Regions from separate parts of the Homo sapiens genome. Here regions 2, 3, 4, 5, 6 and 7 are each linked to region 1. Evidence: chromatin loops called from intact Hi-C (ENCODE). Cell type or tissue: PC-9. All regions are shown on one strand. Region 1 has its middle 9.2 kb from the start of MESP1. Region 2 overlaps ARPIN-AP3S2 (ARPIN-AP3S2 readthrough). Region 3 overlaps ANPEP (alanyl aminopeptidase, membrane). Region 4 overlaps ARPIN-AP3S2 (ARPIN-AP3S2 readthrough). Region 5 holds the start of LOC124903551 (a long non-coding RNA gene). Region 6 overlaps ARPIN-AP3S2 (ARPIN-AP3S2 readthrough). Region 7 holds the start of LOC124903552 (a long non-coding RNA gene).

Region 1 (4,000 bases):
GGGCGGCAGGGCCCACACGCTCTCCCACTGGGGTGAGGCCTTCACACCTCTGGGGCCTGTGTTTTGACAAGTGCCGGAGCTAGTGGCCTCTGCTCCCCTGGCCCGAGCCTACCCTCTGCCAAACGTGTAAGGCTGGGAAATGAGGCCTTGGGGCAGCCCCACAGGAGCAGAGGTGACAGAGCAAGCTGAGGCCAGCATGGGGGGCAGGCTGGACAGGGCAGCACCCTCTCAGGCTCAGGCCTGGACCTCAGCCTCCCCACTCTACCCAGCCCGCTTCTCACGCCAAACCTGGGTCCTGGGCACTGCCCGGCCCCCCTCCCAGCCCCAAGGCCCTCATTTCCCAGCCAGTCCCTCTGACATAGGAGTACTAATCAGAGGTGCTATGTAAATCGTCCCCTTGCAGACCCTAATCCTGTCCCTGCCGGAGCCAGAGGCCCCAGGAGAAGGAAGCGGCTCTCCTACTGCCAGCCTACTTAGCATCTCCTGGGAAGCTCCTAATTTGGGTGTCCCCCACAGCCAAGGATCTTCCCGCCACACCTCTGCAGCAACCCTCTCAGGGGAGAGATTGTTAGTAGTGAAGCCTCCGCCTTCAGACAGCCCAGGACACTCCTCTGGAGTCTGGCCAATGTGGGCATGAGGCCCTGCCTTGCCATGCACTACCTGTGCCACTTGGGCACCTCGCTCTCCATCTCTGGCCTCAGTGTCTTGTCTGTTGCTGTGCCACAGGGTAATTCCTGCCTTCTGGGCTGAGCATGTGCGGATCAACTCAGGCTGCATGGAGCGTGCGTGCACACTACTGTCCCCCGAGGTCTGGCACTGGGCTGGAGCTTTGCAGGGTCGCTGCTCACACTCACAACACACTTTGATGTGGGTGTAGTGGCCCCCACTTTGTAGATGAGGAAACAGAGGCTCAGAGAGATTGTCCCACCTAACAGGGTGAGCAGGGGCTGAGCTGGCATCCATCTGTCTCTGTCAGAGGCCAAAGCCTCTGTTCTGTCCTCCCTATATCTCCCATGTCTCCTTCGGAGGATGAGTGGCTCCTTCCATCCTGGAGGGAGGTCCTAAGAGTGAAGGGGTTGGGGACCCCTCCGGTCACATTAAGCCTTGCTTCACATCACAGAGACTGAGAAGAAAAAGAGGCCGGGCACAGTAGCTCACGCCTGTAATCCCCACACTTTGTGAGGCTGAGGTGGGTGGATCACCTGAGGCCAGGAGTTCGAGACCAGCCTGGTCAACATGGAGAAACCCCATCTCTATAAAAATACAAAAAATTAGCCAGGCACGGTGGTGGGTGCCTGTAATCCCAGCTACTCGGGAGGCTGAGGCAGGAGAATTGCTTGAACCTGGGAGGTGGAGGCTGCAGTGAGCCGAGATCACACCCCTGCACTCCAACCTGGGCAACAAGAGTGAAACTGTCTCAAAAAAAACAAACAAACAAAGAAAAGGAAGAAGAAGAATAAAGAAGAAGAAGAAAGATGGAAGAAGGAAGAGGAAGAAGAAGAAAAGAAGAAGAAGAAGAGAGAAGAGAGAAGAAAGAAGAAAGAAGAGAGAAGAAGAAAGAAGAAGAAGAGCTTGCAGGCCCCATCTGGACTTCATGGACCAGATCCCTGGAGGATGCAGCCTGAGGATAAAAAATAAAATCTCCCTGAAATTATGCAGCGGTGCCCCACGGTGAACACCCCACCCCAATCAAAAGGTGGGAAAGGCCCTGGGGAGCACCCAGCCCCTGTGGGTCTCAGATCGTGAGGCCTGGAGGCCATGCTTGGGCTGAAGCCCAGAGAAGTCAGAGGGCCCAGCAAGGCGGGCTCACCTTCCCCCACCTGTGCTTCCTTTCCTATCAGCCTCCCGCTGAGGCTCCGCAGCTCCCAGGGCAGCCCCTTCCAAGGACGATCACTCCCTCCCCTCACACCTTCAGCTCTCGGAGCCACTGAGCTGGCAAGCCATATGGAATAGATTATTCTAGACCCACAATAATCTGATTATCTGGCTACAGATCAGCTGGGTGCTCAGCCAGTGGAAGTCGCAGGCAGCCCAGGGGTGACGAGGAGGGAGGGGGTGGGAGAGAGAGACTTGGCAGATTCCAGGAAAGGCTCAAGAGGAAGTGCCGCGTCTTGGTGGGTCTGGAGCTGGCTGACAATGCAGGGTAAGCAGATAGCACGTCTCTCCTAAGGGACGTAGCATTTATGCTCCTTCACTTTCTCCAGGGAAGTGCCAATGGGTCTCAGCCTTAGAGTGAAAAGTGGGGAAACTTGAGGTATAAAGAGAGGAGGCACACTTGTCACACAATGCCACCTGCAAAATGGAGCAGGGGCTCCCGACTGCCTGCTGAGATGTCCTGGGAGACACTGCCTGCCTTGGTGGGAAGGCCCCAGTCGGGACAGAGGGTTCACCCCTGGCTTTCCAGTGTCCACGCACTCCCAACCACAGCCAACAGAGGGCGCTGCCCAGCCGTGTGGGATCTTTGGGTCTGAGCTGGACAGCTCTTCCTCCAATCCTTAAGGACGTTTTTTGGGGCTAGGGCCAGAACCCAGGCTTGGCTCTATTTGGGGGTGCGCTGGGAACTGTGTAGATGTGTCAGGGATGCTGGGCTGGCTTAAGAAATAGATGAAGGCCGGTTCAGTGCCTGTGTGACAGGGCATGTGACCCCAGGCAGGCCGTTTGCCCTCTCTGGACACGTTTGCCCGTCTGTCCACCAGGAAAAGCACGCATCTGTGTGCAGAGACGTGGAGCAAGATGGGAGCCCATCAGAATGAGGAAAAGGATGACAGTTTCAGGAAGGCAGGAGCCAAGCAGAGTTCAACACCCCTCCCCAACACACACATGCCCCAGGTGCAGCTGAGGTAGAAAGAGGCCAGACCACAAGCTGACCGAAACTCGAAACTCTTGCCAGCTCTCGGGTGAGGGTTTGCAGACCTGGCTCAGCTGCCAACTTGGGTGTGCCCAGCCTGCTCAGGCCCTCCAGAAAAGCCCAAGATGGAGCTGTATCCAGGCAGGAAGTGGAGGCTTTGGGCCCTAAGTGCCCCCTCTCCCCTACTGACTGCCCGCAACAGTGGTGAGGTGCTGGGAGGGTGGCCAGCCCCGGGCAGAAGGATGAAGAGTGCAGGGCCGGCCCAGGTCACCAGCCTGGGACCTCATACGAGCTGCCTGGTTCAGGCCCTTGGCTAGCTCCGGGTGCTCCATCTGAGGTTAGGAGAATGCCCCCAAGGTATCTGACTTTAGACCCAGTAAAAAGCAGAGTGGGGCTCCCGGGGCCTAGCTGGAATGCCTGGGCAGGACCTGGGGAAGTGCAGCGCCAGTGGGCGGGGGTCCTTTGCCAGAGGCTGGGGATAGGGCATCCCTGGACAGGCTAGAGAACATTGAAGGGAAGGGGGAGAGAGCTTAAATTGGCCAGATGTGAAATAAAAAGAGGGGTCTTACATGATCTGTACTGACCACGTGCCAAAGACCGAGGACAAGAGGAACTCTATCCTCAGCTCCCAAGGCCCCTCACCAAGAGAAATCCACGATCCAGCGCTTGGCCTGAGCCAAGGAAGTTTTCTTCAGCCTTGTAGATTATGCTCCACCCCAGGCCCTGGGAGCACACAGGATGGCCAGGTGCCTTGGCCAAGGTGCCCCAGGTGTGTGGGCAGTGCTGCTGGCTGCCATTAACCAGGTCAGCCTCAACCATGCACCTCCTGGACTCGACAGGGCTGGGCTGAAGCTTCAGAACAGCCTCACCATGCCCTTTGCCCAGCCATTCCCCTGACAGCAATTCATCCTGATTGGAAAAGATTAAAAGTGCAAGTTTAGACAGACTGCTTAGTGACAAAATCAAGGTGCAGAAATTTCATTCAGTATGGCACCACTGATATAAGCAAAGGCAAAAGAAAATGAAATTTGAAAAACAGCCCGTCTACACAGAAAGTCATAGTATGATACCATGTATTCTGTAAGGGTCTATCGTATATATGTGTATATGTACATAGACAGAGGCCTTGGGTACACACCAAATATAGAAAAA
Region 2 (4,000 bases), 85 kb after region 1:
AAAAAAACTACGGCAAAAACTTACGGTGAGCACTGAAAACTACTTAACTGTAGGTCTAAGACTAAAATAGGATTAGGGTAACAACAGATCGTCAATACTATATGCTTTGATGATGTATAAAACTCCAGCTAGCAAAAACTAGGAAGAGAAGAGGGGAAAAAGGAGGGAGGTAGAATACGAACACTGATTTCCTCACCCTCAGTAACTGAGAGTCCATGGATAGCATTTAAAACTAAAGTAATAAAGATATGGTTAATCTGACTTTTACTGTGACTTTTCCCGTGAATGTTCAAGCCTACCATCATTGTTATAAACAACAAAACTTTGAGAGCCACTGAACTTTTGGCTAGGGCCAAAAAACCCTCTTTCTTTCTTTCTCTTTCTTTCTTTCTTTCTTTCTTTCTTTCTTTCTTTCTTTCTTTCTTTCTTTCTTTCTTTCTCTCTCTCTCTCTTTCTTTCTTTACTTTTTTCTTTCCTTCCTTCCTTCTTTCCTTCCTTCCTTCTTTCTTTCTTTCTTTTTTTAGAGACAGGGTCTTGCTCTGTCACCCAGGCTGGAGTGCAGTGCCATGATAATAGCTCACTGCAGCCTTGAACTCCTGGGCTCCAGCAATCCTCCTGCCTCAGTCTCATGAGTAGCTGGGCCTATAGGCATGTGCCACCATGCCCAGCTTTTTTTCTTTTTTTTTTTAATTTCTAAGTAGAGATGAGGTCTTGCTATATTGCTCAGGCTGGTCTTGAACTCCTGAGCTCAAGGGATCCTCCCGCCTCAGCCTTCCAAAGCATTGGGATTACAGGTGTGAGCCAATGTGCCCAACCTAGAAGGATCTCTTCTGCTGATTAGAGTTTTTTGCCATTATTGCAAAAAACTCACCCAGAATGCATCATCTACAATTTCCAGTTTCTTAAAGTTAGAACTCAAACTGCTGTGAAACAGTAAGTACAGAATCCTAGATTTTTAAGATCCTTCCACCTCTACTCTTCCATAGTTATCTTGCCCAAACCTAATTCAGCTTCATTTCCTTTTTAAAGTACTTGTCCTTCCAAAGCATTCCTCTTACTTTTCACAGAGTAATTTTCTTTTCTTTTTTTTTTTGGAAACAGTCTCACTCTGTTGCCCAGCTGGAGTGCAGTGGCACGATCTCGGCTCACTGCAGCCTCTGTCTCCCAGGCTCAAGCGATTCTCTTGCCTCAGCCTCCTGAGTAGCTGGGACTACAGGCGCCCGCCACCACGCCCAGCTTATTTTTTGTATTTTTAGTAGAGACGAGGTTTTACCATGTTGCCCAGGCTGGTCTTGAACTCCTGAGCTCAGGCAATCTGCCTACCCCGGCCTCCCAAAGTCCTAGGATTACAGGCGTGAGCCACCATGCACAGCCAGAATAATTTTCTTTTCTCCCTCATAATTTAATCTGTATATTATTTAATCAAATTACATAATTACAGTACCAGTTTACTGGCATAAAGAGATCTGGAAACATCACAACTGACCTTTGGTAAGCAAAATGACTCAAGTGTAAGTGAGCAATGGATGAGCGAACAGCTGCCCGTGTTAGTCCTGCTAGTCAGTTCAGACCTTGTCCACTGAATATGAAGTTGACCATGAAAGATGGCTAACATTTCTCTGATTGGAGATAGATGGGACTTAAGAAAGTTGGAGGCTGCCAAGCATGGGTGTGGGAGCAAGCAGTCAAGAATCAACACTGAACTCATGTACCTAAAGAACTGGAGATAGAGTCAGGGCACAAAGAAGGGTTCTGTTAAACAACAGAAGTTGGCTGATGCGCTGACCTTGAGGATGCCTGCAGAAATCTAAGTAAATACCTGAGAGAACACTGACAGATAAAGTCACAAACCAACACAGGGAGGCTGGTAGGGAAAGAAAATCTGAGACGTGAGTCATGTAAATGGTATTCAAAACCACAGGAACAGAAAGAAAGAGGCTAAGTCTTCGAGAGGCCTAAACTCAGCTTCACACAGTGTGCATTGAACAAATATGAATTATGAAGTAATAATAATTCAACCTTCTACTCAGCAAGCATGGGAAATAATGACACTAGCAAAATTCACTCAGAAGTGTTTATTAACAGAGTTTAAACAAAAGTGCTACTGATTTTTCAGTACTTGGCAAATCCAATGGTAATTCAACCTAAAAATAATTACAACCAGGATGAGTTTCATCTGACATAAAGATTAGGATAACCCCAATAAACCAACAGGATATCTTGATATAAGGGGAAGGCAATAGAGAAAATGCTTCGGGTGATAAATCTGAAATCTTAAAAGGTAAAATGAGGCATAGATACTGATGTTTTCCAAGATCAAGATACATAAATTTATGACAACATTTTAGTGAGTGAAAGTCGGTGTTTTTAGCTCTGTCCTATTTAAATTTTTCTCTTGGAACCCCTGAAAATAGTCAAGAGTAGGAATGAGTACTGTAGTCAAAATGTCAATTCCTCTAAAGACAATCTAACCTGTTATCGAGTCTCTCCACTCTCCCCCAACACCTCTGGACATCTGTGTCTCTTTATTTTTTTTTTTTCTTGAGACATGGTCTCACTCTGTCGCCCAGGATGGAATACAGTGGCATGATCTCGGCTCATTGCAACCTCCACCTCCCAGATTCAAGCGATCCTACAGCCTTAACCTCCCCAGTAGCTGGGACTACAGGCCACATGCCACCACACCCGGCTAATTTTTTTTCTTTTTTTTTTGAGACGGAGTCTCGCTCTGTGGCCCAGGCTGGAGTGCAGTGGTGCGATCTCGGCTCACTGCAACATCCGCCTCCCGGGTTCAAGCAATTCTCCTGCCTCAGCCTCCCGAGTAGCTGGGACTACAGGCGTGTGCCACCACACCCAGCTAATTTTTTGTATTTTTAGTAGAGACAGGGTTTCACTGTGTTAGCCAGGATGGTCTCGATCTCCTGACCTTGTGATCCGCCTGCCTCGGCCTCCCAAAGTGCTGGGATTACAGGTATGAGCAACTGCGCCCAGCACACCTGGCTAATTTTTGTATTTTTTGGTAGAAATGGGGTCTCACCATGTTGGCCAGGCTGGTCTCAAACTCCTGATCTCAGGTGATCCGCCCACCTCAGCCTCCCAAAGTGCTGGGATTACAGGTGTGAGCCACCTCGCCTGGCCTCATTTTTTCTTTTCTAGGATGCTATCACCTCATCCTCCATCCCTTGAAGGTACTTGCTTCTATAACTGGACCTACTTACTGTCTGCAACACAAAGTTAACCTCTGCAGACAAAAGTAGATTAAGACCAGGCATAGCAGCTCATGCCTGTATTCCCAGCATTTTGGGAGGCCTAGGAAGGAGGATTGCTTGAGCCCAGGAGTTCAAGACCAGCCTGGGCAACATAGTGAGACCTCTGTCTCTCTAAAAAAAAAAAGTTTAAAAACTAGCTGGGCATAGTGGCACAAGCCTGTAGTTCCAGCTACTCGGTAGGCTGAGGTAAGAGGATCACTTGAGCCTGGAAGTCAAGACTTCAGTGATTGCACCACTGCACTCCAGCCTGGGAGACAGGGCGAGACCCTGTTACAAAAAAAAAAAAAAAAAAAAAAAAAAAAGTAGATTAAAATGAGTCTGCTAGTTTCATATCAGAATTGAATCTAAGAAGAAAAATAAAAGTGTTTCTTCAAGGATACAGATGTGCCTCAGGAACCTAGCTCTAGAACTACTAGGGGTGGGGACAAGTCAGTTGCAACAACCCTCCGGAAGGACAGAGGATTCCATGCTCTTCAAGGGTTCCATCCCTGGTTGTTTCTCACTGAAATCAAAGAAAGTTCTGAATCTAATCCCATGTCAACAGAGATCACTTAAAAACAGACTGATCTGGTACCTGAAGATAATAAACAAGAAGGCATAAGCAAGGTATTTAAATTACCTTTTACTCTAGTAAAAACACAGTCTCCAAACCTTAAATTGGTCATGTTCCAAATGTTTAAGTATTTAAATTTACAATGCATTTTTCTATAAAGGTAATAAGTAAGATTTTC
Region 3 (4,000 bases), 52 kb after region 1:
ATAAATAAATAAATAAATAAAAATACAAAATTAGCTGGACGTGGTGGCGCACGCCTGTAGTCCCAGCTACTTGGGGGGCTGAGGCGGAAGAATCGCTCGAACCCAAGAGGTGGAGGTTGCAGTGGGCGGAGATCGTGCCACTACACTCCAGTCTGGACGACAACAGAACGAGACTCTGTTTCAAAAAAGAAAAAAAAAAAAGAAAAAGAAAAATGCTACCAGTGTGTTCAAAAGCCTGCTGCTGCACCCAAGCACCTCAAAGGAAGGCCTGGTGGCATCGTATGCCCCTCCATGCCCAGCACAAGGCAGGAGCCCAATACATGTTGGCCAAATGAATGACAACACCCACAGTCCTTGCCGTGACCTACAGGGCCTGTGTGATCCAGCCCCCAGTGATTCTCTGGCCTCATCTCAAACGCTCTCCCCTGTCACTTCTGTGCTCCACCCCAGTGGCCTCTTTCAGTTCAAATCCAACCTGCTTTTCCCCGCTTCATTCTCCCTTCCTCCCTACACACAAGCTGATCCTTGGGCCTGGAAAGCTTCCTGCCTTTGCTTCATCCACTCCCCACTTGCCCTGGAGACACAAGTCAGTGGTGCTGCCCCCAGGCAGCCCTCCAAGTGCCTCCATGAGGGTAGCACCAGGTGTGCCGTATCCTCTACACCTGGCGTGCAGTGGGAGGGCAACACGTGCTTGTGGAATGGGGCATCAGTGCAAGAATGAGAGACAGCAGTTAAGGATGGAACTTCAGAGCCTTGATCCTCGGGACAGGTTCCACCCTCTCTACCCGACATTCCTTCCTGGGCTTCTGGGCTGTGCACAAACCACCTTCGTGATCCACCTTTGTGATTATTTACTTCGTATTTTTCTTTAAATCAATTCACTTTCTTAGCCTCCTTCTGAGCGATAAAATCATGGTTGGATGTGTTAATTTATATTAACAATTCATGACTATTGGTTTAAAAATTGTTCCTGGGCCGGGCGTGTTGGCTCATGCTTGTAATCCCTGCACTTCGGGAGGCTGAGGCGGACGGATCACGAGGTCAGCAGATCGAGACCATCCTGGCTAACACGGTGAAACCTCATCTCTACTAAAAATACAAAAAATTAGCCGGGCGTGGTGGTGGGCGCCTGTAATCCCAACTACTCGGGAGGCTGAGGCAGGAGAATGGCATGAACCCGGGAGGCGGAGGTTGCAGTGGGCCGAAATCGTGCCACTGCACTCCAGCCTGGGCGACAGAGTGAGACTCCATCTCAAGTAAAAAAAAAAAAAAAAAGAAAAAAAGAAAAAATTGTTCCTCTAGGTAGCTCCTAAAAGGATCCTGTCCAGTTGCACCCGCTTTGGGAACTGCTGCTCCACCCTGTATGATGTTGGGGTTGCTGGCCCTGCGGGTTGTCTTTGGTGCAGGCTCTTTCTGCCAGTGAGCAAAATGCATGTGTTCCTTTCGCTGTGAATTTCTTGACGGGGTAGAAGCCGAGCTCTCAACCCACTTCAACTAAAGCAGCCTTTCTATGGGTTTATGTATTTCTTCCCTGCCTATGTTTTAGTCCAGAAAACGTAAGTTCTTCTAAACTAAAACCAAAGCCAAAACCAAAAAACATGAAGGTTGACAACGATCATGCCAGGGCATAACTAAGTCACAGTCACAGTGTGGAAGACACCCACACTTGTGGGTGGGGAGAGGCTCCTTGGTCTCAGATGTGAAGTGCAAGAGGCTTTCTACTCTAATATGAAGACTCCAGGAGCCTGGGAGGGGCTGTGGCCGGGAGAGCTGAGCACCCGTGGCCGGGTGAGCTGCTGTGTTATCCATGCTCCATCCCCGACCACTGGGTCCTTGGGTAGGCCCCACCCACTCCCACTCAGTGTCCCTGACTGTGAACTATGAGACTGGGAGCTCAGGGACAACCTGGGGCTCATTGTCTGCTCTGAGGGAGCAGTGAGCGAGAAGGGTAGGGACGAGGCTGGGCCTGGGCCAGGGCACACTCTGTCCCCGCAGGCCCCTGGCTTTCTCCCAGGCTTCTGAGGCCTCCGCCCATAGCTGCATCACCCCAGGGTGCTTCCTCTGGGAGCCTTGGACATTGCCCCTCCTGCAAGAACCTCAGAAGGCCCCAATGGGAAGTTGCCTCTCATCAGCCTCTTCAGCCCAATGCAGGGCACACAGGAGGAAGGAGCAGAGGCATTTGTGGGTGGGGGAAGTACACATAGGGTTTGTGTGGGGCCACAGATCCTGCCTGGCAACTCCTGTCTGCCAAATGGGGGGTGATTATCCTGGTGAGACACATGGTAGGTGAAACTGAGCACCTACTATGTGCCCTACCAGGATAATCACCCCCATTTGGCAAATGAGGACACTGAGGCACAGAAAGGTTAAGTGATTTGCCCAAGGCCACACAGCTAGTTAGCAGCAGGTTCCACAGCTTAACTACATATGCCTCCTAAAAATGTCCTCCCATACAGCCCCTCACATCTACTGTGGCCGTGCCAAGGGGAGTTGAAGACCACAGGAGAAGACACGCACCCATTTGGCCAGACCAGGGCTGGGAGCTGGGGGTAGTTCTCAGAAGTAGAACTTGTTAGCCAGGGAGTGCTGGGGGCTGCTTCCAGACACAGGCCTGTGGAGGACCCACATCTTGCCTCCAAGGTGTGACTGGGACCACTGTAGGGCCAGGAGTGACAGGCACCCGGGGTGAAGCCCGGGCTAGGGATAGATGGCTGCCAGCCTATGTGAATAAGGACACCCCAGGGCCTCGGTGTGCGGCTGACACACTGTCCATGCCATGCCTCCAGGGCTGTCCAGGAGCCCCAGCATAGGGTTCCAGATCTCCCACCAGAGCCAGCCCAGGAACTGGACCCAGTTCCAACACCTTGGCTCCTTCCGACATGGGGACCCCCATCTATGTCCTCAGAATGCCTAGCATACAATTCTTACAGCGATGGGGCTGGAGGCCTTAGCTTAAAGGCTGTAGGGGTGTAAGGAGCGCCAGCGTGTAACGAAGGTCTCATTCCCCAGAAGGCTCTGGGGGAAGCACAGGGCAGGCGGCTGGGCTGCCTCAAGACACTGGGCCGGTTTCCCCACCTGTGAAGCGGGAGCAGCGCTGTGGGTGGCCTCCTTGCACTCATAGTGTGGCCTTCGAGGCTAGGGCTCCACAGGAAGGTGGCTGAGAGTGGATGAGGGCCTCATGGGCCCAGCACACCCTCCCACAGGGAGAGGGGAGTCCACCCTCTTCCCTGCCCAGCTCCCCCATACCCACTGGGGCTAGCCAGCCTTCCTGTGGGACAGAGGCTGTCCCCACTTCCTCCTGGTCACCCCTACCCCACACGCCCACCTCCCCTCCACAAAACACATACCCTGAGGGGCCCTCTGGTCCAAGCCTCCCCTTTCACAGGTGAATTAACTGAGGCCCAGTAAGGCCAGGGCGTTTAGAGACTCAGGGATGAAGCCACATCAGACCTCAGGTCTGGCTGAGACCAGGGCTCTGACCACCCCCGAACACGGCCTGGTGGGTTGCAGTCCAGGGGCTGAGGTGGGGGAGGAGTGGGGATCCAGTCACAAAACCCCAGGACATAGCCCACCTGGGCCGTCCCTGCCCACCGCACTGCTGGGGGGGGGGGGTGCGTTCTGGAGTCATTTGGGGAAAGGATCCCATTGGCCCTGTTTAGGGGACCTTTTCCCAGACCAAGAGTGGATTGCAATGGGGCCCTGGATCTGTCTCAGTTGCTCACCAGGGAGGGCGTGGAATAGGCTCCACAACCCCCAAACCTCGGTCCCCATCCATGCCCCGGCATCTTGGCCGGGTTGTAGGAGCGAGGGAGAACGCGACTGTAACGCGGGCGTTGAGCACCTAGAGTTCCCCTTCCTCTTCACTGAGAGCTGCGGCGGAGGCTTTAGACCGAGGAGCGAGATCTAAGGTTAAAGAAAGGGCCTCTGAGCCCAGTGTTGGCCAGAGACCCCACAGGCGGGCCGGGTTCGCCCTTTGCCTTCGGCCGCGCCCCACCCACCA
Region 4 (4,000 bases), 130 kb after region 1:
CTATATTTCCTTAATTTTCAAATAAACTCGTATTATGTACACATTTCTATAGCCTGCTACATACAGTTAACAGTACTATAAAGCACATTCTCACATTTGAATTCTACAACCTAATATCACTTTTCAGATGGTAGATTCATGACCCAAACCCAGATTTTCTGATGCTAGATCTTGAGCTTTTTTTCTTTTTTTGAGACAGGGTCTCACTCTGTTGCCCAGGCTGGAGTGGAGTGGCACAATCTTGGCTCACTGCAACCTCCGCCTCCTGGGTTCATGCGATTCTCCCACCTCAACCTCCCAAGTAGCTGGGAGTACAGGCATATGCCACCAGGCCCAGCTAATTTTTTGTATTTTTAGTAGAGACATGGTTTTACCATGCTGACCACGTTGGTCTCAAATTCCTGGCCTCAAGTGATCCACCCACCTTGGCCTCCCAAAGTGCTGGGATTACAGGTGTGAGCCACTGCACCCCGCCTTGAGCTCTTTCTATTATGCTGATTATCAATGTCCAATCTGACTCAGGTTTTAAGAAAGTATTTAAAAATTATCTCCGAGATGCATCTGTTTTAGATGGGTTCATCTTTATTTATATTTTTATGTATAAGTGAATACGACGTATGAAATTTTTAATTATCCTACAAAACTATATATTCAAAATTTCAATTTATTTGTTCCAAGATATATTTAGCTTTTAAACTTTTATCTTAAGAAAACAAATTTTGTTCTAAGCATTTATTTATGTATTTATTTTTATTATTATTTTTTTTTTGAGACGGAGTCTCGCCCTGTCACCCAGGCTGGAGTGCAGTGGTGCGATCTCGGCTCACTGCAACCTCTGCCTCCCGGGTTCAAGCAAGTCTCCTGCCCCAGCCTCCCGAGTAGCTGGGATTACTGGCACGTGCCACTACGCCCGGCTAATTCTTGTATTTTTAGTAGAGACCGGGTTTCACCACATTGGTCAGGCTGGTCTTGAACTCTTGATCCATCTGCCTCGGCCTCCCAAAATGCTGAGATTACAGGCATGAGCCACCGCACCCGGCCTATTTATTTTTAATTTATTATTTTTTTGAGACGGAGTCTCACTCTGTTGCCCAGGCTGGAGTGCAGTGGCATGATCTCGGCTCACTGCAACCTCCACATCCCAGGTTCAAATAATTCTCCTGCTTCAGCCACCTGAGTAGCTGGGACTGCAGGTGCACACCACCATGCCTGGATAATTTTTGTATTTTTAGTAGAGATGGGTTTTCACCACATTGGCCAGGTTGGTCTCAAAATCCTGACCTCAAGTGATCCGCCCGCCTTGGCCTCCCAAAGTGCTGGGATTATAGGCATGAGCCTATAAGCCCATAGGTGGAAAAGAAAATTCTATAGCTGTAAAATGTACATGTCTGGCCTGTTGTAAGCATTTAAAGTTTACATTTTATAGCTATAGAATTTTCTTTTCCACAATTGTTGTTACTTAAGTTTTCAATGTAGCATCTATTTGAGTGCTTTCTACCTATGGGCTTATTCAAGTACTTAAAAGAAGCTCATCTAGAATCTCACATATAAAACGATGAAATAATGCTAAATAAATAGTTCCCAAGCTAGGGTCCCTACACATCTCAGTTTTCATGAAGGTAATAAAGACAATCTGTAAGCAGACTGTGGGCCACCACACCCGGCCAAAGTATAAATTTGTAAATGAAAACCAAGGGCAGTGCAAGGGCTAGATAGAAACCAATAAATCTAAAAGTGCTGAGGGTTTCTCAGGAGCTCTCCCAGAGCACCATCTGGTGGACATCTGGCAACTTTTACTAGTATCAATAAGGAGATGGACACAAGGTTCTACAGGCTGGTTACTCAAAAATCCCGTGGAAACTCTCTAAAGCTGCTGCCATCATTAGCTGACTACACATACCTGGATGAGGTCCAAGATTCCAAGTTCACTCTCTGAGGAATCCACACAAAATACAAAGTAGAGGGTAGCATAGTGCCGGTAGATCAGTTTGTAGTCAGAGCCACCAATCAAACTGCAGAAGATGGGAAACATTTAAATGCCCACAGCTTAATTAAACACATCAAAAAGAAACCTTGTGCCAAAGAATGAGAAAGGACCCACTGGAAAGGAGAAGGCCAAACGCTAGAAGCAGGCCATTCTTACTAGGTGAATGGCAACCAAGTTTGGCAGAGGTACCTAAAGCCACCTTACCTCACCTCTTCTCCTGCCTATCCTCCCGGGGATCAATCATCTAAATGAGCAATATCAGAAGCACAATAATTGAACTGCGCCCCAAAGAGAATTGTGTCTCTCCCTGAGCAGATCATGGTGAGACCAGCTAAAGTTGCATCAAGTACCCACCTGACACTTGAGTACTGTCAGAAGATGCAATAATGAAGGCCACTCACAAGTGGATATATGGGGAGAAAAATGAAGCTGACAGTTTACCTTCCACCCTCCAAGAAGTTACAGATGTTGTCATCCCGCTTGAGGACTAGATGGAAAGTCTCTCGAACAATCTGCTGTTGAATTTCTTCTGGCTATGAAACAAAAAGATAAGTGAATCAGTGGGCAAGCCTGAAAAACTACATCCCATCCATGGGGATGGACAAGGGAAGAAGTGTTTCTAAGCTGGGAACATCTAAACATTTAGTACTTGTTTCTAGAAATGATAAAAATGATGAGAAAAAATAGGAGTGAATCTATGAAAGATGGGTGACAATGCTCTGATACAGGAATTAAGATAGGGTATATTTACCTAAATATCTAAGTCACTAACCATTACTGTCCTATAGGTAAGCTGATATTTAAACAAGAAAAGGAACATTGATAAACTCTCATACAAAGTCAGAGAATAACTGGAAGGCCTGATCCTGAAATATTTTGTCTTCCCCTGGAAAACATCTATGACAAAGATATAATAAATCTCAACAGGTCTAACATTTTAAGAAGGTCAAGATGTGGGCCAGGCACAGTGGCTCACGCCTGAAATTCCAGCACTTTAGGAGGCAGATCACAAGGTCAGGAGTTCGAGACCAGCCTGACCAATATGGTGAAACCCCATCTCTACTAAAAATACAAAAAAAAACAAAACAAAATAAAACAAAAAAACAATTAGCTGGGCGTGGTGGCGCATGCCTGTAATCCCAGCTACTCGGGAGGCTGAGGCAGGAGAACTGCTTGAACCCAGGAAGCGGAGGTTACAGTGAGCCGAGATCACGCCACTGCACTCCAGCATGGGCGACAGAGTGAGACTCCATCTCAAAAAAAAAAAAAAAAAAAAAAAAAGGTCAAGAAGTAATCATGTAAATGTTTTAAAAAGTTATATTGGCAAATACAGCTGCCATCTTTTGTACTGGTAATATAGATACTACATATAAGATGCTGTGTTACTCACCAACAAAGTATTATTGAGAAAAATAGATTACAGATTAAAATTTTGAACAGTTACAAATAAAATGTATTATTATTATTTTTAGACAGAGTCTTGTTCTGTTGCCCAGGCAGTGGTGTGATCACAGCTCATTGCAACCTCCACCTCCGGGTTCAAGCGATTCTCCTGCCTCAGCCTCCCCAGTGGCTGAGATTACAGGTATGTGCCACCATGCCCGGCTAATTTTTGTATTTATAGTAGAGATGGGGTTTCACCATGTTGGTCAGGCTGGTCTTGAACTCCTGACCTCAAGTGATCCACCTGCTTTGGCCTCCCAAAGTGCTGGGATTACAGGTGTGAGCCACCATGTCTGGCCTTATTTTTTCACTTACTACGTGCATAAGAAAGCTCAACTCTGATGAAATCACTTTGATAACTCACCTTTGATTTCTAATTATACATATGAGTTTCAGAAGAAGTATGGTTAAAAGGGTAAGAGAGGGAGAAACCAGCAATTAAGACAGATAATAACTTAAAGCTCTAGAGCATTGCTTCTCAAATCTTCATTTGCAATGAATCAGCTGTGAATGCTGTTAAAATACAGATTCGGATTTAGCAGGTATAGGTTAAGTCCTGAGATGCAAGTC
Region 5 (4,000 bases), 63 kb after region 1:
ACTCTGCCTCAGTGAGGTTGACTTGAGCCAGGGGTGGGCTGGGGGAGGGAGACAGGGGAGAGACTATCCATTTTTTCCTTATATGCTTGTTTATTCTTTGAATTGTTAGAACAAACGTGAGATTTTCATAGCAACCACCCACCACTACAAAACCATTAAAATACTGCTTAAAGGGTGAGGTGCAGTGGCTCATACCTGCAATTCCAGCACTTTAGGAGGCAGAGGAGGTTGGATTGCTTGAGGCCGGGAGTTCAAGACCAGCCTGGCCAACATGGCAAAACCCTGTCTCTACTAAAAATACAAAAATCAGCCGGGCGTGGTGACATGCACCTGTAATTCCTGCTTTTTGGGAGGCTGAGGCGCAAGAGTTGCTTGAACACAAGAGGCAGAAGTTGTAGTGAGCTGAGATCGTGCCATTGCACTCCAGCCCAGGCGACAGAGTAATACTCTGTCTCAAAAAAAAAAAAAAAAAAAAAAGAGAGAAAAGAAAAGGTGGAAGTGGGAGGGGCAGGCAGGACTCAGAATGATGCCTCCCTGCTCATCCTGCGTGGCATCCCTTGCTGCCACCTCCATCTCAGTAACTCAGCCCCACGTGGTGCTCGGAAGAGCCCTTGGGAGAGGGTGCGTGATCTCAGGGCGTGGCAGCTTAGTGGGGGACTTTCCCCAAAGACTCCTTCTCTAGGCTGGAGTCCCTTGGTGAGGACGGGAGCAGCTGTTTCTAAACCTCCCTCTCCCCACAAGCTTAAGCAGCACAGGCTGCCTGCAGGCACTTTGGTCAGCTGTGTGTATGCGTGGCTCCCGTGCACCGAGGATGACTGGTCTACCTGGGCAACAACAGCAGGGATAATAAGCTCCGTGGGCGCAGGGTTCCTGCCTGCGCTGTTTTCCACTGTATGCAGCACTTAGCACAGGACTTGGCACATATAGGGCGAACTAAAGAACCAAAGCAGGGCATGATGGTGTGCATCTGTCATTCCAGTTTCTCAGGAGGCTGAGGTGGGAGGATCGCTGGAGCCCAGGCCTTCGAGGTCAGCCTGGATAGAATGGTGAGATGACAGAAACCCCCACACTGTGACGAGGGAGGGCAGGAGAAGGTGAGTGTCCATGGGGCACTGTTGAGGAATGAGGTGCATTGTCAGATGGACAGGTGGAGGGAGGGTGTCCGTAGCAGAGGGACCAACATTTCCAAAAGCAGGGGGTCCGGTGCATGGCGAGGGGGAGGCTGGAGTGCTCAGGGACAGTGGAGCCCTGAATGCCGAGCTAGGGAATTGAGCTCTATTCCTGGGAATCCTGAATCCCTGATGAAGTTGGAGAAAAGGACACTGATGGAATTAGGTTTGCCTTTTAGAGAGAGCCCCTGGGGACAGTTTGGGGACCAGATTGGAAGGGTGCCAGGTAGGAGGCAGGAAGAGCAGTTGGTGGCGGGTGGGGGGGTGGGGTGCCCTCCAGAGACAGAAGGAGAGCAGTTCAGGGATATTCCAGAGGTGGCTTCAGGAGGCCTGGTGACCAGCAGTGGGGGAGGGAGTCAGGGGAATGGGGCACCAGGGCTGCTGCTGGGGCTGGGGAGGGCAGTGCTAGAGTCAGTACTTCCTGGCACTGAGATTTTTTTTTTCAATTTCTTATTGCTGTTGTTTTCAAGAACTCAGTTTGGATTTTATTATAAAATTGATTAAAAACACATTTTTTGGAAAAAAAAAAAAGACAAAGAGTAGCTTTTACAATGAACTTCTTTGGGAACTTTCTCAGGAAGTGGGAAAGGGCCTGTTGTTGTCCAGGCTGTGGAAGGGATGGAAAGGACCTAGAGCCCACAGAGGTCCCTGAGGTGGCAGCAGGGCAGGGCAGAGTGGGGTGGGGGGAGGAATGGACCAGGCAGGTGGGGACGCCAAGTCCCGCATGGCACCCCTCGGCGGGCTCCCTCCCCAGTGCCCCCTGGATGCCACACCTAAGCACGGATGTGGTTCCCCCAGGAGTCCCCCAGGGCAGGGCAGGGCAGGGACCCTGCAGAGGAATGCTGGGTAGGAGGCAGCTTTGTGGTCAGACAGACTTGGCTTCCTCAGAAGGTCTGACACAAGCTGGGCACTGGCCTGGGGTGGTTACTCACGCCTGAGCCATCAGCTTCCTCTGTAAAATGGGGACAATCCCTGGGGCTGTTGTAAGAATTAAATGAGAAAAATCCTGTACAGCATTTAGCAATGCCCAGCCCTTAAGAAGCCCTTGGAGAGGAGCCCCCCAGGGATTGTCTTAGTGGGTCTTTGACCAGGTGGTGTGGCTCACACCTCCAAGCTGTCCCCTCTACAGAGGGGGTTGGGTGGGGGTGGGAGAGGAGACCTCATGCCTTCCGATCTGTCCTGGGCATGAGGTCTCCTCTTCTCCATCACGGATGTCCCACCCACTCCCACGGGTTCACCATCTCCCTGGACACCATCCTCCATTTTCACCCATGGCCTAAGACGTCCTGCCCAGCCCCCTCCACAGAACCAGCTCCTTGTAGTCATCTGAACCGGGCATCCTGGGGGCTCTCAAATATACCTCCAAACCTGACCCTGCCATCCTGCCCCTACACCTTGGCCAAGGGTGCCACGCCCATCAGGCTCTTTGCCTCCCTGTCCCCTATCCAATAGGCCTCAATTCTGCTCAATTCTGCAGCCACTGCCCTGTGCTCTGCCTTAGGGGAGGACGCGGCAGCCGCTCACTGGCCACTCCAGCCTCCTAGGTGGTCCCCCTGCCCTCACCACAACCTCTGCTCCACTGGCAGCCGGACTGACCTTTTGGAGATGTCACTGTCTCCCTCTCTCTCCCCTAAATTGTTGAAAATCCTTCAGGACTCCACCAATGCCAAGGTCAAACTCCATGCAAAGCATCACGCTGCCTCCTCTCCCACCATCAATGCATCAGCCTTTCCCTGGACCTGCAGCAGCCCCCTTGCCTCTCTCCCCTGGGAGGGGGACTGGCGGCAGGCTCCCCCGCATGGAGTCTGCTCCCTCCTGAGTGTGCCCGGCACCGGCATAAGGCAGACTGCCAGTAAAAGAGGGCTGAGGACGGGCTGGTGGTGCTCGGGGGTTCTGTCACCTGAGCGGTCCCTCAGGTGGCTGCATTCCTGGAATTTCTCTTCTTCTGAGCCCTCAGGAGGCCGTAGCGGTTCCACCCACCCAACTTGGCCCATATTGCTCCAGGGCACCTGGAGAAAGGACCCCGACTGTCTTGGGAAGAGGCCCACCTGCATCTGGCCTCCCTAGCCCTCAGATCTGCATGAAACGTGGCTCCCACTACTGGCTGCCTACAGGGGAAGCGGGGCCACAGGCTGAGTGGTCACTGAAATTCACTCCAGGCTTCTGGGGGCTGGGGCCTGCACACAGCTGGAGGTTTCAGGGAAGGGTTAGGCCAGATCCCCAGTCCGACACTTGTACCTTTGAAGGGGGCAGAGCGTGGCAGTTAAGGATCAGGCTTCATATCTTGGCTGTGACACTTATTAGCTGAGTGGCCCTGGGTAAGTCACTTCTCTGTGCCTCAGTTTCCCCACCAGCAGATGGTAACGATGCTTTGCCTCTCAGGGTGGTAGTGAGCAGTGAGCAAATGCATGAGAAACGTGCCGGGCAGCAGGGCTCGGTGCATCCTGGCCATCTTATACCATCATTCCAGGCAGTTCCGGGCCTCGTAGCCTCTGACTCCATGCGTCCTCCTTCAGCCACAGTCCCAGGCCTCCTGCTCCCCATGGGGGTGGCCCAAGACCCTAGGGCTCAATGATGTAATGACAAAAGTGTTTAGCAACCGGCAGAGAGTGGGCGCAGGGTGCAGGGCGTTGGCCCTGACTTTAGCATTTACCAGTTTCCATGGTGTAAATAAATAACCCTGCCCTGTCCAATTTCAAGCTGCTGTGGATGTGGAGTTGGGAACAGATGCCCAGTGGCACACCAGGGTATGATGTCTCCACCGCACAGATACAAGAGGCGTGGATAACCCCAAAAGCAGAAATGATAGTCAAACATGTTAACATAATCAG
Region 6 (4,000 bases), 110 kb after region 1:
GCCGACTCTGATACCAAGATGCAATGGGCAAGAGCATTTAGATTCCTTTCTTGAGACTGGTAACCAGTGCACTGTATTTTGCCAGATACCAACCATTTTGGAAAACTATGACATTATGTATGCATGCTCTATGATCTAGGAATTCTACTCCCAGATAACATATCTAACAGATATATACATGTATGCCAAAAACCACATACAATAATTTCATATTAGTGCCATTCATAAATCTTTACATTTTTAACAGTGCCAGAATATTTCACTATAAGGACACATAGTTAAATGGGTCTATTTCTCAATCACTATGCTGGGTACTTGGTAAGCCCTTATAATCCTGCAGTTCAAGTCCTTCAGTTCTGGGAAATTTTATCGAATTATTTTGTTGAGAATTCCCTCCTTTCCACATTCCTAATCAATCTTTTTGGAGCTGCTTATATTCAAGTATTGGACCTCTGTCTGTCTTCTTTTTTTTTTTTTTTTGAGACAGACTCTCGCTCTGTTGTCCACGCTGAAGTGCAGTGCCACGATCTTGGCTCACTGCAGCCTCTGCCTCCTGGGTTCAAGCAATTCTCCTGCCTCAGCCTCCTGAGTAGCTGGGATTACAGGCATGCACCACCACGCCTGGCTAATTTTTGTATTTTTAGTAGAGACGAGGTTTCACCATGTTGGCCAGGCTGATATCCAATTCCTGACCTTAAGTGATCCCCCTGTCTTGGCCTACCAAAGTGCTGGGGTTACAGACGTGAGCCACTGTGCCCGGCCTCTGTCTTATTTTCTCATCTTTTCTCTCCCATTTTCCATCTCTGCCCATTCTGAGACAATTGATTAACTTGATTTTCTAATACTTCAGTTGAAGTGGGTTTTTGTTTGTTTCCATTTCCTCTCATTTTTTATTTCTAAGAGACCATTTTGTTCATTTTGTGTGAGCAACAAGGCTGTGAGTGTTTTTGTTTAGCACCCATTTAGCAATAAGACATAAATGGGTCTTATTTTATTTCTAATTAATAAATGGGTCTTATTATTATTTAAAATAAATGTCTTATTTCTCTGTGGCTTTTTTTTTTTTTTTTTTTTTTGAGACAAGGTCTCACTCTGTCACCCAGGCTGGAGTGCTGTGGTGTGATCTCAGAACACTGCAGCCTCAGCCTCCCGGGTGCAGGTGATTCTCCTGCCTCAGCCTCCTGAGCAGCTGGGACTACAGGTATGTGCCACCATGCCTGGCTAAAATACTTCGTATTTTTAGTAGAGATAGGGTTTCACCATGTTGGCCAGGCTTTCTCTGTAGCTTAAGAATAGGGTTTTGGGTTTTTTTTTTTTTTAAACTGTTTTCCTTTCTTTATATGGTGTCCATTTTTAAGTTGCTTTTTATTGTTTGTTCATTTTATCTCCTTCTTCTATGTTAGAGGTTTTCCGCAGATGTCTGATAATCCTTTGTTTTTCATTTGTTACAAGAATAAAAGGCTGATTGAAAGCTCTACAATCATGGATATTTCTTGCCCACCTCCATGGTTATTTGCTTCCCTAGCGAAATCTGTCTCACGTGTCCATGTGAAGAGACCACCAAACAGGCTTTGTGTGAGAAACAAGGCTGTTTATTTCACCTGGGTGCAGTCTTTCTAGGTATCAAAATTCATTGTAAAGCTTTGTTAACTAAAATAGTATAATACTAAGGCTGGGTGAGGTGGCTCATGCCTATAATCCCAACACTTTGGGCAGCCAAGACAGGAAGATCCCTCGAGCCCAGGAGTTTGAGACCAGCCTGGGCAACATAGCAAAACATCGTCTCCACAAAAAAATAAAAATAAAAAAATTAGCCAGGCATAGTGGCACACACCTGTAGTCCCAGCTACTTGGAAGGCTGAGGTGGGAGGATTGCTTGAGCCCAGGAATTCAAGGTTGCAGTGAATTATCATTGCACCACTGCATTCCAGCCTGAGTGACATACCAAGACCTTGTCTCTAAATAAATTTTAAAAATAAAATAAAAGTATAATTCTAAGATGGGAATATAGATCAGTGGGGCAGAATATAAATTACTGAAACATACATGTTTATAAAATGCAATTTTAAAAATAAGAGTCGTATTTTAAGTTGGTGGGGAAAAGACAAGCTAACTGATAATGTTGGAACAGTTATCCTTTGGGGGAAAAATAAAGTTACATATTTCAATGCAGACATAAAAATATCTAACAGATATTAATGAGCTAAATGTAAAAAAATAAATTAAAAAAGCAACGGCAGATCCCCTGGGTGCCATCCAGGCCCCCGGAAGGAGCTATTCAGTCTGTGGCAAAGCTTTGAGGTGGCTGGTACTGCTAAAAGCGGCACGTGGAGGTGCCCCCTAGCGGCCTGAGCTCTGTTCTGCGGCAGCCAGAGCACATGCGAGGAGAGCCAGACCACAGTTTGCAGCAGCACCATCCCAAAAGGCTGTTTTCATTAAAGATGTTTCATGAAACTAAGACTGGGTTCTCAAGATAGGGTAGTTATCCAGGACAAGATGGACTAGCCCCAGAAAAAGACATCCCCAGATAGTGGGTGGAAAAAGAACTGTCAGATGCATCTGTTTTTCTTACTCAAAATATTATTCAAGATCACAATCAAGGTCAAGAGAAAGAAAACAAGAAAGAAAACGAAGGACGAAAACACAAAGCGCATGCTGATGGGCAAAGAGGCTGAACTGAAGACATTGCAGACTCAGGTAGGAAAATAATAAGCCTATTTCATGATGAGGCAAGAAGACAGGAATCCTACAACAAATCCTCTAAGAAATACACTTCTGAGGAGCATAATGACAAAGAACATTATTCTGATAAAGGAAGAGAGGGACTAAATTCATCTGAAAATGGGCTGGGCGCAGTGACTCACGTCTGTAGTCTCAGTACTTCGGAAGGCCAAGGTGGGCAAATTGCTTGGGCTCACAAGTTTGAGACCAGCTTGAGCAACATGGCAAAGCCCTGTCTCTATAAAAAACACAAAAGTTAGCCAGGCGTGGTGGTGTGTGCCTGTGATTCCAGCTACTCGGGAGGCTGTGGTGAGAAGCTTGAGCCGGGGAGACAGAGGTTACAGTGAGCTGTGATTGTGCCACTGCACTCCAGCCTGGGCAACAGAGTGACATGCTGTCTCAATAAATAAATACATTCATCTGAAAATGATGAGGACAGACACAAACACAAAGAAAGCCATCAAGAAGCAGAAGTCACTCAAGATACAGGTCTCGTGAAAGGCATCATCGTAGTAGAGGGAAAAGAAGTAGTCTCAATCCAGAAGCAGAGAGAAGAACGATCATGATCTAGAAGCAGGAAAAGAAAACCATGGGCTGGACATGGTGCTTCACACCTGTAATCCCAGCACTTTGGGAGGCCAAGTCAGGCAGATCACCTGAGATTCAGGAGTTTGAGACCAACCTGGCCAACATGGCAAAACCCTGTCTCTACTAAAAATGCAAAAATTAGCCAGGCGTGGTGATGCATGTCTGAGGTCCCAGCTACTTGGGAGGCTGAGGCAGGAGAATCACTTGAACCCAGGAGGTGGAGGTTTCAGTGAGCTGAGGTCACACCACTGCACTCCAGCCTGGCCAACAGAGTGAGACGCCGTCTCCAAAAAGGAAAGAAAAAAAAAAGAAAGAAAGAAAACCATGGATCAGATCTTGCTCCTGTTCAAGATAAAAACTACATCTGTGTTGCGTGTGAAAAATAAGTAAATAAATAAATATGACATGCATAGGAAAGAAGCAGAAGTAGTACAGGAAGCAGAAGACAAGAGAGAAAGAAGAGCATTGAGAAACTAAGATTTAGCAGAAGTTTAAGCCAGATTTCCAGTTCATCTCTCTTCAGAGGCAGAGGCACAGCAAAGGATGCATAAGAAGCTTTAGCTGGGAGGATGGACTAGGCAAAGAAATTACAAGAACAGCAAGAAAAAGAAATAGTTGGGATGGGTGTTGGGAAAAAATTTTTTAAAAGAAAAAGAAATCATTGAAAAACAAAAACAAGAAATAGCTCCAG
Region 7 (4,000 bases), 76 kb after region 1:
TCCAGCCTGGGTGACAGAGCAAGACTCCACCTCAAAAAAAAAAAACCACAAAAAAACACAAAAGGATTCTGGGTGTAACAATCTCAGTAGAGCCAGCGGGTGACTCTGGTTCTCCTAAAATTCTGCCCTTACTTGCCACTCACCACACCCCCAGATCTGAAGGGCCAGCCCTTTTCTACCTATGACACCTCACCAGCAAGTAAAGGGCACAGGACCTCAGAAGTCTGTGGTGCTAAGGATGAAGACTCTACTCAGAGAAGGTGCTCAGCCCTAGTGAGGAGGTTCTGGGAAGCAGGTGGGCCTGCTCAATGCAGTCCCTAACCCTTGGGAGCATCCATGTGAGAGGTAAAGGTGCAAATGACTTGGGCATGTTGACTCCCTACTGAGGAAGGCAGGGCCCCTCACATCTGCAGTGGCCGTATGCATCAGAGAACGGCATGACTGCACATGTGAGAACTGGGTGCACCCGAGCAGTGTCAATAGGAATCCCTTCCCTATTCCATGCCAAACAGTCTTCCCCAGACACAAAGTTTCCAGGTCCTGAGGCTTGACTCTTCTAAGGCTCAAAATGGGTTCTGTTTCCAGACGTGCTTGCCTTGCTTGTCTTTGCTTGTCTTAAGGACTCTATTTCAGGCCAATACTTGATCCTCAGACAAACTGGGACAGGTTGGGAACTTTGATGTTGAGATCGCCAATGTTGATGTTCCGAGGAATCTCTGGCAGGTTGATGTTTTTCACAGCAGACACAGCCCGCGCAGGGGCTGCTGAAAGGCCACCCTAAGAAGAAATGAGAGGCGAGTATGAGACAAATTCTCACTGTTATCTGCTTAATGCTAAAAAAAAAAAAAAAAAAAAAGCAAAAACAAAAACAAACAAGCAGGATGGGTGTGGTGGCTCACGCCTGTAATCCCAGCACTTTGGGAGGCCGAGGTGGGTGGATCACCTGAGGTCAGGAGTTCGAGATAGGCCTGGCCAACATGGTGAAACCCCATCTCTACCAAAAATACAAAAATTGGCCAGGAGTGGTGGCGGGCCCCTGTAGTCCCAGCTACTAGGGAGGCTGAGGCAGGAAAATCGCTTGAACTCAGAAGGCGGAGGTTGCGGTGAGCTGAGATCACGCCACTGCACTCCAACCTGGGCAACAGAGTGAGACTCTGTCTCAAACAAACAAACAAACAAAATAACAGGTGAAGGATGCCTAGAAAAATTCCAAACTGAGCACACACAACTGAAGTTTTAACTTTCCCCCCTTATTCCTCAAAAGTAGCCAACAAAACAATCTTGAGGTTAGATGGGGTTTGGCACAGGGATCCAAAGCCTGCAGTCCTACTAGACTACCAGCTCCTCAGAGGCGGAGTGTGGCCTATACAGTTTCACAGCCCCAGCCTCTCACAGTACCTGGCACATGGTGGGTACCCAATAAATGCTGAAATAATCTAAGGTGATTTGTCAGGGGCACTTTTCTGGTTACAAAACAAAACAAAACCCTTTCCTCAAGAGACCAAAGACTCTTATTGAAACGTGCAAAGTCACCGGGAAGTTCTTAAAAGGAAAAGGACAGTCACAGCTCTAGGGCAACTGCTTGCCAACTAATAATGTGAGATGAAAAGAGCTGGCTTTGGAAGTGTCATGTGGCAACAAGCTGGGAGAAGGTGGGGGGTATCACAGATAAAGAAGAGCTGGTGACAAAACGCAAAGAGTATGCACATCTACAGTGAACCCCCACCTGGCAGGCTCACCCCCACGTGGAGGGAACGGCAAAAGTGGATGAAAACTCTCTCACAATCATTTTTCCCCTATTGCCTTCTTTCCGGATACCAACTCTGCTTCTGCCCTCACCCAGCAAGTCTCCATTTCTTCTCATTTCCAACCCCCTTGCCTCTGACTCACTTACTATTCCTGGAATCTTCCCAGCCTACATTTCTAAAAGAACTATAGCTGCCACCAATAGCTGTGGTCTGGAAAAGCTTCTTCCACAGGACTGCCAGTCCTCACAGAAAGAAGAATTCCTGGTTTCGCAAGATCAAGTTCCGTATACAAGGCAAAGAAGCTCTTTAAGACACTCAGATAATTAAAGAGGTAATTTGTTCTGCTATTTCTGCATGTGAAAGTATACGTCTGTAACCTCTGTGCTCTGGGAAGGCTGAGGAAGGGGACGGCGAGACCTCAGAGGGATAGGACAGAATTTATGTGAACATCTCTATCAAGCCCAGCACCATGTGGGGGTGGACTGGGGTATGTTATTTTCAAGCCTAGCCCAAACTCTACTGTAGTTTTTTATAAAGCTAACTGGAAATAAGGAAATTGGCAACTCTGAGGTCTGAAAGACACCACGAGAAATGGCTGCTGGGAGATCAGACTCTTAGAGCACACAAACTAGGAAACCACACTGGACTAGGGAAGAGGGTTCTGGGTCCCTCCAGGGAACGAGTGGCTTTCAAAGGAGGAATTACAAACCACAAACATGGGCCATAACCCCCAAGCCAGAAGCTGTTTGCCTTCCTCTGCCATCTGGCTTTTCTATTTGCTCTTCTACCCTGAAAATCTGAGATTTCAAACTTGTTACCTGTTTAATTTTCAGGGCTGGCTGACCTTCAAATCCATGAGTTTCAATGGACTCAAGGAAGAAAGAAGATGAGTATCATTTCCCGAGGTTTCACAGCAACACAAACCAACACATGTACACACTCCTGCCTCTGCCCAGGTTTTCTCTACCCAGCCAGGGCTAGAGCACAGCTGCTTACTCACCTCGGATTTCTCCAGCCTGTTTTGAGCCTCAATCTGAGCCACGATTTCATTCATGTTTGTTTCCAACACCATCCCACCCATCACCACCTCCTGGAGGATGTAGTGCACCTAAAAGGGAAGCAAAAATCAGGAGTCAGAATACTCTGTGGTGGTCAGAGTGTAACCCACGAGGTTTCCTTTTCCTGCAGCAGCAGAGTGGTCAGATATGACCTGTCCTGACTCACAACTCAGACACTCAAACCCCCCTGCCCAGTGACACAACGAGGGGTCTCTCCCAGGTCTTGGCACATGGCAACACGAATCTCTCCCCTCAGCAGCGAGGTGGTAGCTATGAGCACAGGCTTCAAAGTCTGACAGCTCTTGTTTAAATTCTGGCTCTGCTACTTGCTAGCTGGGTGGCCCTGGGCAAATGACCTTTAAAGTGCTTCAGCCTCCTTCCAGGATTGCAGTGAGGACTGGATGAGATAAATGTGTGTAAAGCACCTAGCCTGGTGCCCAGGACACACTGGGTTCTAAGTAAGGAATGGTGGCTTTCATTATTAATATTACCATCATCAACACTGACTGTCATTAAGTAGGTCCAGCTATGACAGAATAATCCCTGTCCAAGCAACTGAAATGAATGTCTTCCACCTTCTATAAGGCAGATCCTCCAGCCTGTGCTCCACTGAAGGGACGTGATCAGAGCAAGATAGAGCCCAATTCCTTTGCACCTCTCCTCACCTCATTTCTTACTGCTTAGATTAGAAAGCAGATTCAGCATAAACACCTTTCTAAGCATAAGGGTCACATTTGGGCTTAGGTTCCATCTAGCTAGCAGTCATCTAAACAAAGCTGAATCTCAGTGTACCTAACTGCTGTGATGGGACGGAGGTGACTCAACTACTGTACCCCTTTGTGGTAGGAAAGCTGTCACAGAAAGCCCTGGGTGGGTCAAAGCAGAGATGCCCACTGTGGTTCATAAGGAATGGTACTCCATATTTCAAACCAAATCACATCAAATGGCCCTCAAGGTGCTTTCGGTCAAGTTGGGAAGACAGCAAGTACAACCTTCTATTGTTAACTAAGTGCCAAATGACTGGGATAGTCCTGGGGAAGTCAGAGAAGAAAGGGTACAGTGGCTAGAGAGATCAGAGAGCTTCACAGAGACAGTGGGAGGATGGAAGCTGGGCTCTGACATTAGAGAGGTAGGGGAAAGAATTTCAGGTAGAAGATGTTGGAAGGAGCAATTCAGCTGGTGTATGGGCAGGTA

What was found. Peaks named below come from ENCODE experiments on the same cell type or tissue, not always from the same donor. Only the 100,000 strongest peaks of a DNase experiment are listed, where the experiment ranks them.
Region 2: a loop joins it to region 1, with 6 times the contacts of the local background. A loop is called at or near these places in 13 of 110 quality-filtered maps.
Region 3: it touches region 1 in a loop (4-fold over the local background); 17 of 110 quality-filtered maps call a loop at or near these places.
Region 4: a loop joins it to region 1, with 8 times the contacts of the local background. A loop is called at or near these places in 101 of 110 quality-filtered maps.
Region 5: a loop joins it to region 1, with 6 times the contacts of the local background. A loop is called at or near these places in 25 of 110 quality-filtered maps.
Region 6: a loop joins it to region 1, with 8 times the contacts of the local background. A loop is called at or near these places in 101 of 110 quality-filtered maps.
Region 7: a loop joins it to region 1, with 6 times the contacts of the local background. A loop is called at or near these places in 25 of 110 quality-filtered maps.

Annotation. Positions count from the first base shown.
Region 1 is chr15:89,758,496-89,762,495 of GRCh38, forward strand. No RefSeq gene overlaps it. Among named protein-coding and RNA genes, the nearest start is that of MESP1, 9.2 kb to the left of the region's middle. RefSeq lists a silencer at 2,889-2,978. In PC-9, CTCF peaks have their summits at 2,418 (motif pointing right) and 2,624; a DNase peak (open chromatin) is centred at 2,876; H3K27ac peaks cover 2,815 bases.
Region 2 is chr15:89,843,833-89,847,832 of GRCh38, forward strand. All of the region lies in intron 8 of ARPIN-AP3S2 (ARPIN-AP3S2 readthrough), which reads right to left. The region is part of intron 4 of AP3S2 (adaptor related protein complex 3 subunit sigma 2); the gene reads right to left. Among named protein-coding and RNA genes, the nearest start is that of MIR5094, 4.9 kb to the right of the region's middle. In PC-9, no CTCF peak of the experiment used is centred here; DNase peaks (open chromatin) are centred at 1,559 and 1,899; H3K27ac peaks cover 3,724 bases.
Region 3 is chr15:89,810,392-89,814,391 of GRCh38, forward strand. All of the region lies in intron 1 of ANPEP (alanyl aminopeptidase, membrane), which reads right to left. Among named protein-coding and RNA genes, the nearest start is that of ANPEP, 2.5 kb to the right of the region's middle. In PC-9, no CTCF peak of the experiment used is centred here; a DNase peak (open chromatin) is centred at 2,080; H3K4me3 peaks cover 2,643 bases; H3K27ac peaks cover 3,072 bases.
Region 4 is chr15:89,886,621-89,890,620 of GRCh38, forward strand. It overlaps ARPIN-AP3S2 (ARPIN-AP3S2 readthrough), which reads right to left. Exons shown (of 10, transcript NM_001199058.2): 6 at 2,429-2,520; 7 at 1,901-2,012. AP3S2 (adaptor related protein complex 3 subunit sigma 2) reads right to left here. Exons shown (of 6, transcript NM_005829.5): 2 at 2,429-2,520; 3 at 1,901-2,012. Among named protein-coding and RNA genes, the nearest start is that of MIR5009, 4.6 kb to the left of the region's middle. In PC-9, a CTCF peak has its summit at 1,741 (motif pointing left); a DNase peak (open chromatin) is centred at 1,811.
Region 5 is chr15:89,821,553-89,825,552 of GRCh38, forward strand. LOC124903551 (a long non-coding RNA gene) reads right to left here and starts at 3,902. Exons shown (of 2, transcript XR_007064753.1): 1 at 3,408-3,902; 2 at 1,632-2,147. RefSeq lists enhancers at 224-724, 725-1,225, 3,143-3,816, 3,866-3,915. In PC-9, no CTCF peak of the experiment used is centred here; a DNase peak (open chromatin) is centred at 2,039; H3K4me3 peaks cover 29 bases; H3K27ac peaks cover 3,127 bases.
Region 6 is chr15:89,872,823-89,876,822 of GRCh38, forward strand. All of the region lies in intron 7 of ARPIN-AP3S2 (ARPIN-AP3S2 readthrough), which reads right to left. The region is part of intron 3 of AP3S2 (adaptor related protein complex 3 subunit sigma 2); the gene reads right to left. It also overlaps the pseudogene LOC100631255. Among named protein-coding and RNA genes, the nearest start is that of MIR5009, 9.2 kb to the right of the region's middle. In PC-9, CTCF peaks have their summits at 2,322 (motif pointing left) and 2,522; a DNase peak (open chromatin) is centred at 2,329; H3K27ac peaks cover 588 bases.
Region 7 is chr15:89,834,867-89,838,866 of GRCh38, forward strand. It overlaps ARPIN-AP3S2 (ARPIN-AP3S2 readthrough), which reads right to left. Exons shown (of 10, transcript NM_001199058.2): 9 at 2,749-2,856; 10 at 1-777. The coding sequence ends at 649. It overlaps AP3S2 (adaptor related protein complex 3 subunit sigma 2), which reads right to left. Exons shown (of 6, transcript NM_005829.5): 5 at 2,749-2,856; 6 at 1-777. The coding sequence ends at 649. LOC124903552 (a long non-coding RNA gene) reads left to right here and starts at 1,043. Exons shown (of 2, transcript XR_007064754.1): 1 at 1,043-2,079; 2 at 2,582-4,000. RefSeq lists an enhancer at 1,979-3,178. In PC-9, no CTCF peak of the experiment used is centred here; DNase peaks (open chromatin) are centred at 1,605, 1,955 and 2,585; H3K4me3 peaks cover 569 bases; H3K27ac peaks cover 4,000 bases.